Regions from separate parts of the Homo sapiens genome. Here all the other regions are linked to region 1. Evidence: chromatin contacts called from ENCODE Hi-C data. All regions are on one chromosome and are shown on one strand. Each heading gives the region's core, a stretch centred on a gene start or an enhancer-like site at or near the end of the contact. The rest is flanking DNA. Distances are from core to core; before and after follow the strand shown. Region 1 holds the start of ZNF697 (zinc finger protein 697). Region 2 holds the start of ATP1A1 (ATPase Na+/K+ transporting subunit alpha 1). Region 3 overlaps CD58 (CD58 molecule).

What was found. Hi-C counts contacts between places; a loop is a spot of excess contacts on that map. Pooled maps may share reads with other maps.
Region 2: a pooled map shows a loop between it and region 1 (6-fold over the local background). The contact joins the promoter of ATP1A1 here to the promoter of ZNF697 in region 1. A Hi-C loop is called at or near these places in 4 of 50 pooled maps.
Region 3: a loop to region 1 is called in a pooled map, with 2.4 times the contacts of the local background. The contact joins the enhancer-like site here to the promoter of ZNF697 in region 1. A Hi-C loop is called at or near these places in 2 of 50 pooled maps.

Annotation. Positions count from the first base shown.
Region 1 is chr1:119,646,573-119,649,720 of GRCh38, reverse strand. It overlaps ZNF697 (zinc finger protein 697), which reads left to right and starts at 1,455. Exons shown (of 3, transcript NM_001080470.2): 1 at 1,455-2,030. LOC124904389 (a long non-coding RNA gene) reads right to left here and starts at 1,405. Exons shown (of 2, transcript XR_007066506.1): 1 at 1,334-1,405; 2 at 745-997. RefSeq lists enhancers at 1,378-1,447, 619-1,459 and silencers at 1,518-1,577, 1,875-2,038.
Region 2 is chr1:116,371,604-116,374,751 of GRCh38, reverse strand. It overlaps ATP1A1 (ATPase Na+/K+ transporting subunit alpha 1), which reads right to left and starts at 1,508. Exons shown (of 23, transcript NM_000701.8): 1 at 1,229-1,508. The coding sequence starts at 1,240. RefSeq lists an enhancer at 132-251 and silencers at 622-921, 1,352-1,881.
Region 3 is chr1:116,555,205-116,558,352 of GRCh38, reverse strand. All of the region lies in intron 1 of CD58 (CD58 molecule), which reads left to right. LOC105378925 (a long non-coding RNA gene) reads right to left here. Exons shown (of 3, transcript XR_947739.2): 3 at 1-3,148. Among named protein-coding and RNA genes, the nearest start is that of MIR548AC, 3.3 kb to the left of the region's middle. RefSeq lists enhancers at 1,452-1,746, 1,520-1,769. Within about 2 kb of position 1,617, at least 19 of the 41 ENCODE cell types and tissues checked have a DNase peak (open chromatin) inside an H3K27ac peak, as active enhancers do.

The DNA.
Region 1 (3,148 bases), core at 206-2,705:
CCAAGCCCAGAGACTTTTCTTTCTTTCTTTCTTTTTTTTTTTTGAGACGGAGTCTCACTTTGTTGCCCAGGCTGGAGTGCACTGACATGATCTCAGCTCACTGCAAGGTCTGCCTCCCAGGTTCATTCCAGTCTCCTGCCTCAGCCTCCCGAGTAGCTGGGACTACAGGTGCCCGCCACCACGCCCGGCTAATTTTTGGTGTTTTTTTTTTTAGTAGAGACGGGGTTTCACCGTATTAGCCAGGATGGTCTCCATCTCCTGACCTCGTAGTACGCCCGCCTCGGCCTCCCAAAGTGCTGGGATTACAGGCGTGAGCCACCGCGCCCGGCCTCCCAGAGACTTTTCTATCTGATTACTTTTCAAACACATTCTAGAGCATCCTAGAACTTGTCCTTTCCTAGTTCAGTTTATTACTTTCTGCTCATGCTCCAGGAGAGAATATAGCTTTTAGTCATTTAGTCTCTATGTGGTCCTTCCTTGATTTTCTAAGGGTCCTGAGTCTGTGGTCCCAGAAATAGACAAAAACATGTGCAGGGCATCATAGACTCTTGCTAGGCTGGAAGTAGAGTTCCTCTCTTGTAGCCAATGTCCTCTTCTCCTCACCCTTCCACTCCCGAAATACACACACTCAATATACAGTGGCCAGCACATCTGTTTTATGGGACCAAGAAGCTGAATCCTAAAGGTTAATGAAGGAAAGATACGCAGAAAGTCCAGCACTTTCCTAATTCAGCAGCACACAGGTTTTCACGTCTAATATTTAATTTACGTAATTTATTTTCAATCTCAATTTAATTGCTTTTCTTGAAAAGATGTTTGGGACAAGGTCAACAATGAGGGAGGAATGTCACCGGGTCGGGATCTGGAAACAATCAGCTCTGTATGGTTTTAAAGATGAAGCGCCAAGATCTTAAGGAACCTGAATTCCTGGTGAGCAATCAAGTTCTTTAATCGGCCCCCAGCAGGATGTCAACGGCGTAAAAGACAAAAAGAAAATCTATTTTAAAAGATAGATTTTGTGTTTTTAGATTAATTTTTAAAAAGCGAACCCACCACAAACTTCCCAGTTTTTAAAGAAAAGGCCTCTCCCACCGCAGAGCCCTCCCGAACCATGGGACAGCTCAGCGGCAGCGTCCCACCGGCTGCCCGCAACCGGTGCCGCGAGCTCGGAGTGCAGCGCTGGGATCTCGCGTGCTCCGGGACAGCGGGCTCCTTGAGCGCCGCGGGGCGGGGCGTGGGGCAAGACCCGCCGGCCGCTCCCTTCCCCACAGCGCTTAGAGAAGCAGCGAGCGCCTTTCCTCCTGTCCCGGAGTCCTAGCCTGGCCCGAGCTACCTCCAGGGCGCCCGCTGCTGCGGTGGCAGGAAGTCCCCGGGAACTACAAATCGAGGCATGCTGGGAACATTCTCCCGCTCCTCCCAGGAAATGTCCTTTGTCCAGCCCTACAGGAAGCCCCAGTGAGGAGTCAGCCGGGCAGCCAGCCAGCGAGCCAGCCAGCCAGCCAGCCAGCCAGCCAGCCAACCAGCCAGCCAGCGGGCCACCCAGCGGCCGCTGCAGCCGCCGCCGCCGCACAAGGGCAGACGCGCTGCGGTGCGGGGCTCGGGCCGGGGCGCTCGGTGCCCTAGCTCCTCGCCGCGCCAGCCGCCTCGCAGGTAGGAGCGTGGCTGTGGCTGGGCTCAACCGCCTCCCGGGGATGGGGCTGATCGGGACCAGACCCGACCGCTGCGGGGATGGGGTGTGTGTTCGAGTGCGGTGGCGGAACGGCTGGGCGAAGTTGTGCCTCGTAAAGTGGACCGTTGTCCGCTCCCCTGGGGCGCAGGGCCCCGGGCTTATGGGGTGCTCTCGCGCCCCCAAAGCCAGGACTGAGCTCCCTCAGGGGTATGTGGCGAGGGGCGGGGAGGAGGAGGCTGAGACTTGAGGGAGGAGACAGCGATGCAAGAGGGAATAGGACCGTCCCGCCGACCACCGAAGGGGGCATCAGAGACCCTCGGAGAAACCAAGCCCAGGGAGGAGCTTGGAAGGCAAGGAGAAGGTGAAGGGCTTTGTGTGCAGCTGTGGACCTTGACGGACTGCGCTCCCCTTGCCTTGTCTGTTCGTGCCTCCAGCCCCACTGGGGCTAAGGGAGGGTGGGGGGCTCCGAGAAGGGCAGGAGAGAGGCGGCAGGTCATCTTGGGTCCTAGTGAATGAAATGTGTGCCTCCCTTTTCCTCTCTTCTCCATTCTAGCCCACTCAAATGAGCGGCTTTGGGGCTGCCATCAGACCGGGCAAATGACACAATAAGGACGGGTGGGTGGAGAGATGGGCAGCAGCTCGCAGCCCAAGAGGGGTGGCCGTCTAGCCCCGGGAGGCATTCCAACCACACGTGTCCATGTAGGTAGGTGGTGGGGTGGTGGGCAAAGCTGGAACCTGCACCTCGCGGGGATGCCGAGGCTCAGGATTGTGCATGGAGGCACGGGTGAGGCGCGTGTTGGGAGGAGTGGGTGAGTAAAAGGTTGAGGGGGAGCAGCGACACAGAGGCGCTGAGTGTACCTTATGGCCAATGTACATTATGGCCATGCATCGGGAACTGACTACCACTTCCTCTGGGACTTTCCACGATTTTCCTTTTTCCTAACCGCCTCCCCCAACCGCCCCCGCCCTGCCTCCCCCACAGGAGTGAATCACCCACCCCTTACTACATGAACCCTGGGCTGAATTGAAGTTGGTGATGTATCCCTGTCCTTGTAGTGGGCATGTTTGTCCTTAACCTGTAGGATGACACCAATACTCCGCATCCCCTACTGCGTTACCCTCCTCCCTCAAGACTGAGCGTCTGGTAAATGCGGTTGGATAATGGCTAGCGAGTTAAATGTCTTTGAGTAGCTGTGGTGGATGAGTGGGCAACTTTGAATACAGTCCAAGTGTGACTGTTGTAACTGAACTCAGCATGCCTAAGGGGCCACACTCACTATCTCTCCTTTCTCCCCTCACCTGATTTTTTGTTGATGCCCCCAACTGTTTACCTTCTTCTCTCAACAAGCCAACATGTGGATATTATTTAATGTGGAATACGTTTGAGGAACCAAATGAACCTTTAAGAATGCCACTTATATGGCCAGGCAGGAGTATGCAAGGCTCATGGTCGAAAGAATGATGCTGTAGGACATGGAG
Region 2 (3,148 bases), core at 259-2,758, 3.3 Mb after region 1:
AGACAACGAAGTGGATTCTCTCCCATTTGTATTCTCATGACATGGTCACTTTCACCCCATGAACTCCGAGGTTATTCTGTGTAAATTTTTCTCAACTAGACTTTGGCTCATTTGGGGTCCAGGGCCCAGTCTCCTGCACGGGTAATAGCTAGGGGTAATCAAGTCTTCGCTACAGAAATGTAGGACAGCGGCGTTGTGACGATATTCCCACCACGCTCCGCGCCGCTCTCCAGCCCCAAGACCCCTCGTTTCCTTCAGGGACCGCCCTTTGGTGCTTCCGCGACGCTGGAAACCGGCAGAGATTCCTACCACCGTATTGCCTGCAGCCTCCAGTCCTTTTTCGGGTTTCTTGTACCCTGAGGCCCTGGTGGGTCTGCCTATCCTCCTTCAGGGCTCGTCCCTTCAAAAAAAATCTGCACGCCTCTCCCCACCATCGGATGACAACTCCAGTTGCCATCGGTGCATCCTGTGTTTACGGAAAGTGGCCCAAGAAAGCCCTCAAAAGTATACCTTAAAGGCCATCTTAGGGCAGTGAAGACACACCCTTTCTGGCACCAGCCCGCCCAGCCGGCTTCGCACTTAGAAGCAGCCAGTTTTTTCTTTGGGGGAGGGCGGCCGCCTCTGCGCGGAGCAAGCTAAGCCCCAGCGTCCCCAGGAGAAGGAGCCCCGAACCCGGAGGCTGCCCCCGCCGGAACCGGGGCCGCGGCGGGAACGGAGGCCCGGGAGGAGGCCCCGGCGGAGCGCCCCAGGGGAAGGGGAGGAGCGCGCCTTTCCTCAGGGCACGGAGGGCGGAGGGAAAAGGAAGGAGAAGGAGGTGACGGCGGTCGCAGGGAGGGGAGCCAGGCTCAGGGATGCCGGCTCAGTCCCGGGGCCGCCCCCGCTGCTGCAAGCCCCCTCCTCCCGGCCCCGAGGCTTCCCAAGCACCGCCTCTCGGAGCCCCCGGCCCGCTCGGCCTCCGGGGCGCGCAGCCCCCGCCCAGGGTCCGCCCACCCCCCTAAGCAATGCCGCGCTCCAGCCCCTCGGCGCTCCCTTCCCCCGCCCCCCGTTACTGCGCTCCCTCCATTTCCAAACTGCGTCGTCTTTTAAGCCGCGCGGCTCTGCCAGCCCACTCCACGCGGCGCCGCTTCCTCCTCCGCCGCCTCCCGCTGGCCGCGGTCGCCCTCCCGACTTCCTCCTCTTCCCCTCGAGGGCTCCCCGAGCCCCCTCCCCGGGCGCGCCGGACACTCACCCCCTTCCCCATGGTGGCGGTGCTCAGTGCCCGGCGCCGGGTCCTGTCGCTGGAGAATCAGAGAGAAAAGCACAGAGCAGCTCCCGGCCGAGCGAGCGGGACCAGGGGAGCCAAGTGGAGGGAGCTAGGGCTGCCGCGGGGCGGGAGGGTGGGAGGGCGGCCGGCGGCTCGGGCCGATGCCGCCGCCGCTGTTGCTGCCGCCGCCCGGGCTGCTACCGCTGTTGCCACGTGTCCGCCTCCTCCCGCCGCTGCTCTGCGCCCCAGACCCCGCCGCAGCTCCAGCCCGCGCCTCCTCCTCACTTCCTAAAATATGCAACCTGCGTGCTGGCCCCGCCCACGCCGCGAAACGTCACCGTTACCGGAGCAACCTGACACCGGCCGTGGGCCTGGCTCCGCCCCCTCCCGAAACCCCGCCCACGGGCCCGGACAGCGCCTGCTGCGGCCAGTCCTGGCTCCCGGCAGGAGGGCGCCCAGGTCTGGGACAAGCGTGTCCACCGTGTCCCGGGAGGGCTGCGGGGCGCTCCTGCTGGCTGAACAGCGGGGACTCGGCGGCCTTGGCCCTCCCACGCCCCTCCTCCCGCTGCCCTGCATGACCCGCCTACTATGTAGGGCCCAGGAGGTCCGCAGTGGGTGCGGTACGGTCTCGGAACTGGGCTCCCCCAGTCGCCGCCGACCCGGCACCAGAAGTCGTGGGCGGAACGGCTTTTCCAGCGCTTCGGCGATCTCCTCTGGGACTCAGGGATGCTGGAGGGGGCTGGCGCTCGGGTGTGATTGCAGCCAGCGCCTGACTGAGGGACTCCGCCCCTCTGTGGAATCCAGGCCCCGCGCCCACCTGCGGATGGCCTCCCCGGGCGCTTGGTGCTCTCAGAGTGCCTCCTGTGACTTGGGGTCCTCTTTATCCACTTCCCGCTCCGTCATAGCTGGAATCGATCTGAACTGGCATCGCCAGAAGTTTCAAGCGCCCTCCTCCCACCACCTCTCTTTCTTCGAGATTCCAAAATGAGAATCTGAAGGGCGACCAGCGAATTCATTCACGCTATTGTGTGAATGTAACCTGCTTGTCCAGTTTGGGGATTCTCTTTTTAGGGAAGAAAAACCTGAAACCCAAAGGAATGCGTATCCTTAGCTAGAGGAGCTAAATCAAGGGGGAGGCGTTTGAGGACTTGCCAGGTGCCTCTCCACGCCTCCACCTGTCACGGCAGCATCTCCAGCACAGCCTTGGGTTCTCTGGGGGGGCCCAGGAAACCACCACTCTCCCCGGAGATCCCTGGTTCCACTGCACTTTGGGGCTTCTCTGTCATTATAGCTTTTGCTTCTTAGCAAGAGGCTGCAATGGCTGAAGTTCTCCAACATTTTAAAAAACAAAGTATTATTAACAAGGTTTGCAGGAAGTCAAGTACTCTGGGAAAGGCCAGGATATTGACTTTCTAAGCAAAGGTTCCTAAGTTAAAGCCAACTCTATCAACTTCAAGTATTCATGTAGCATGAACAAACAAGGATATGAAACTGGAAAAAATGGAGAAGGAAGGAAAGAAAGGAAAAACTAGAAACTGTGTTGTCAGTTACATCATTAGGGTAATTCTCATCCCTTCTTACAAGATAGTTTCTTACACGAGTCTCTTCTCCTCAAGAATGTATTGTTAAAGGTTGATGTCTCCTACAGTGATCTAGAGACTTGGTTCAATCATTCTAGGCCATAGAGAGCAGAGGAATTGTAAATAGAATTCAAAACCCTGACTGCCTGGAGAAGAGCCCCCAAATTCAGAACAGAATTCCTTAGACTGTTAACAGAGGGTTACAGAGTGTTCGGGGATCCATCTCTAAGCTTCTAGAAAATGCTTTCTTTACATGCTTGATAGCCTCAGTTACTGTACTTTGTAAGATGCTTTTGCTTGCTAAAGATAGCTTGTTTAAGATTAA
Region 3 (3,148 bases), core at 368-2,867, 3.1 Mb after region 1:
CATATCCAGATGAGAAATCCATCTGCTCACTTGGGAGCAAAAATGCCCCAAGACCCTGCTATCTCTGGGCTTGCACGAGGCTTTAAATGAATCACCATTATGATGTCTTATATTCAGAGGGAAATACCAATATTCATATATTCAGGTACTGAAACTTTTAAGGGAATTTTTCTTTTTTCTTTCTTTTTTTTTTTTTTTTGGTCAAATGAACTTTTACTTTACCTGCTAAAATCTGCAGGCAGTGTGAGCCTTAAAATATTTTAGAGAGAGAGAGAGAAGTATCTTAAAATTACATTGTTTATTTCTAAGAACAAACTCAAGAAAACCCTTTCCTTCAAATCCCGGAAGAGTGATTAGCTTGTCTCTAAGGTATGGCATTGGCTGGGCATGGTGGCTCATGCTTGTAATCTCAGCACTTCAGAAGGCCCAGGGAGGAGGATCACTTGAGCCCACGAGTTTGAGATCAGCCTGAGCAACATAGTGAGACCTTGTTTCTACAAAAAATATAAAAATTAGCTGGGCGTGGTGGCATGCAACTGTAGTTCTAGCTACTTGGGAGGCTGAGGCAGAAGGATCACTTGAGCCCAGGAGGTTGAAGCTACAGTGAGCCACGATTGCACCACTGCACACCAACCTGGGTGACAGAATGAGACCCTGTCTCCAAAAAGAAAAAGGAAGGAAGGAAGGAAGGGGAGGGAAGGAGGGAGAGAGAGAGGGAAAGAAAGAGAAAAATAAAAAGAAAGAAAAGAAAGAAATGACATCAGTGAACCTCCTCAAACCATAGCGAGGCTGTTAAGTTTGATTGGGGCTGACATCCATGAGTGGGTACAAGTTTATCTGGTGTGGTGCCCTGCATCCTATAACACTTAGTTGGTAAAATCTACTTAAACTTGAGAGGGAACATCTCAAAAGGGACAGCTGTGGAGTTGGGAAGGTGGAGCCCGCAGGTCCTCCCATCTTGCTTTGGTGATGAGGCAGAAAGTGGGGCTGAAAAACTGAGTCTGTTTTGGTTGTATATGAGGGCTCCTGAGCCATTTTATTTTTAAGCTCCAGTTAAACTTCTTTCTCCATCTCTCCTTACGAAGTCCTCCTTCTTCAGCCAGGTTCCACAGCAATTTGGGATTTCACAAAGCCCAGGGTTTGGGGTGACTGTCAAATTTTGCTATTCTGTCAGGAAGCCTTATCTTTTGAACTACATTTAAGTTGTATTTTAATCATTTTAGTTAATTCATTCAACAGATATTTATTGAAAGTCCATATGCCAGACATATGGGGATACAGCCAAAAACAGGAACACCTTTGTCCTTGTCCTGATAGGGCTAGCCTGGCTGGGGTTACCCCTAAGCTCAGATTTGAATTAGTTGCCAACTTTCAAGAACAGGAATTTTCACACAAAATGTGAATATCTGGCTTTTTTTGAAAAATTGGGAACCTGGCAATGGTGGGCCTCTGTTTCCACATGGCAGGAGCTGAGGCACAGCTCCTGTTTCCACATGGCAGGCCCCTCCCTGTAGGCTCACTGGTGCGCAAGTCCTCACCAGTCCCTTCTGACTCACACTTGGCCCGCTGGTATCTCCTCTGTGGGTGGAATTGCTGGTCTTCGTCTAATGCGTCATTTGCCACAGTTCTGTTTCTTTGTGACTCCTTTGTTTGCTCGTTTTCTTTTTATTGTTTCTGGTCTGGCTTTTTCTTCCTTGACTGGAGTCTTGCTCTCTGAGGCCCTCTTCAGCTCTAGCATTCGATGATTTGGAAACCACAGAGCTTAGTGCCTCACCTGTAGGTTTGGAGGTGTGCTTAACTCAGTTTGACTTTCTCATTTGCAACATCTGCTGTTCCAATGCTGTCTATAGATTGTATCCTGAGAAACCCTGCATCATGTCACTATCTTTAAGAGCCTTATGCCATGTAGCAAGCTAAATAAGAAACAATGGTTAAGAGCACTGATTCTGCAGTCAGATTGTCCAGGTTCAAATCTGGCTTCATTACTTAACATTGTTGTGCCTCAGTTTCCTCACCTGCAAAATAATAAGGTTAGAAATAAAACCTTCTTAATATGTTTTTAGGATTCTGATTTTTTTTTTTTTTTTTTTTTTTTTTCTGAGATGGAGTCTTGCTCTGTCACCCAGGCTGGAGTGCAGTGGCACAGTCTTGGCCACTGCAACCTCCACCTCCCGGGTTCAAGCGATTCTCCTGCCTCAGCCTCCCATGTAACTGGGATTACAGGCGAGTGCCACCACGCCCAGCTAATTTTGTATTTTTAGTAGAGACGGGGTTTCACCATGTTGGCCAGGCTGGTCTGGAACTCCTGACCTCAAGTGATCCACCTGCCTTGGCCTCCCAAAGTGCTGGGATTACAGGCATGAGCCACTGCTCCCAGTGGTGAGTACCTATTTATAGAGCCCTTGCAACAGTGCCTGGCACAGAGCCAGGGCCATACAAGTGTTAGATTAAGTAAAAAAAAAAAGTACCAGTCAATCTGAATCTCAGGCCCTGAGTAATAATTTGCAGAGGAATTTGTGCTGGGGGTTGAGAGTTCCTTTTCATTAACCCATAGTTAACGGTGACCAGATTTTCTAAATAAGAAATCAGGATACTTCATCTATAAAACTTGGGTTCCAGTTACAACTTCAGGCCATACAAAAAGAACTATTAAAATTGAGGTGTTGATGTTTTGTAGAAACACTGCAACAGAATATTTGAGATCAGACCTGTTTTTAGATATGTGATCACTCTATACATGTAGTGCTGATTAGGTATTAGGTACCCTCATATCTTTATTTAAAAAAAATTCAAAATTCTTCAAAACAAAAAAACCTTCAAAAATTATCTGGCTAGCATAGAAAATCTTTTTAGGCGATCACTGATAAAATTTTTTCCCTCCCTCCATCTCTCTTTGCTTTTAAACAGCAAAAACTCACCCCATGCCCAGTTCTCACCCAGTTAATTCAGACAGTGTGAATACCTTGATGTTGACCTAACTCATTAAAAGAAAAAGAGAGAAAACCTTTGAAAGCCTATTCCATGTCAACCAGTGTAAAAAGACTCTCAATTTTATTCAAACCTGAAAACAATCTTTTATGGTGGGCATTATGATTTCTACTTCACAGCTGAGGAGATCTAGTGTGGGGAGGCCTTTGGGAGTTCACCC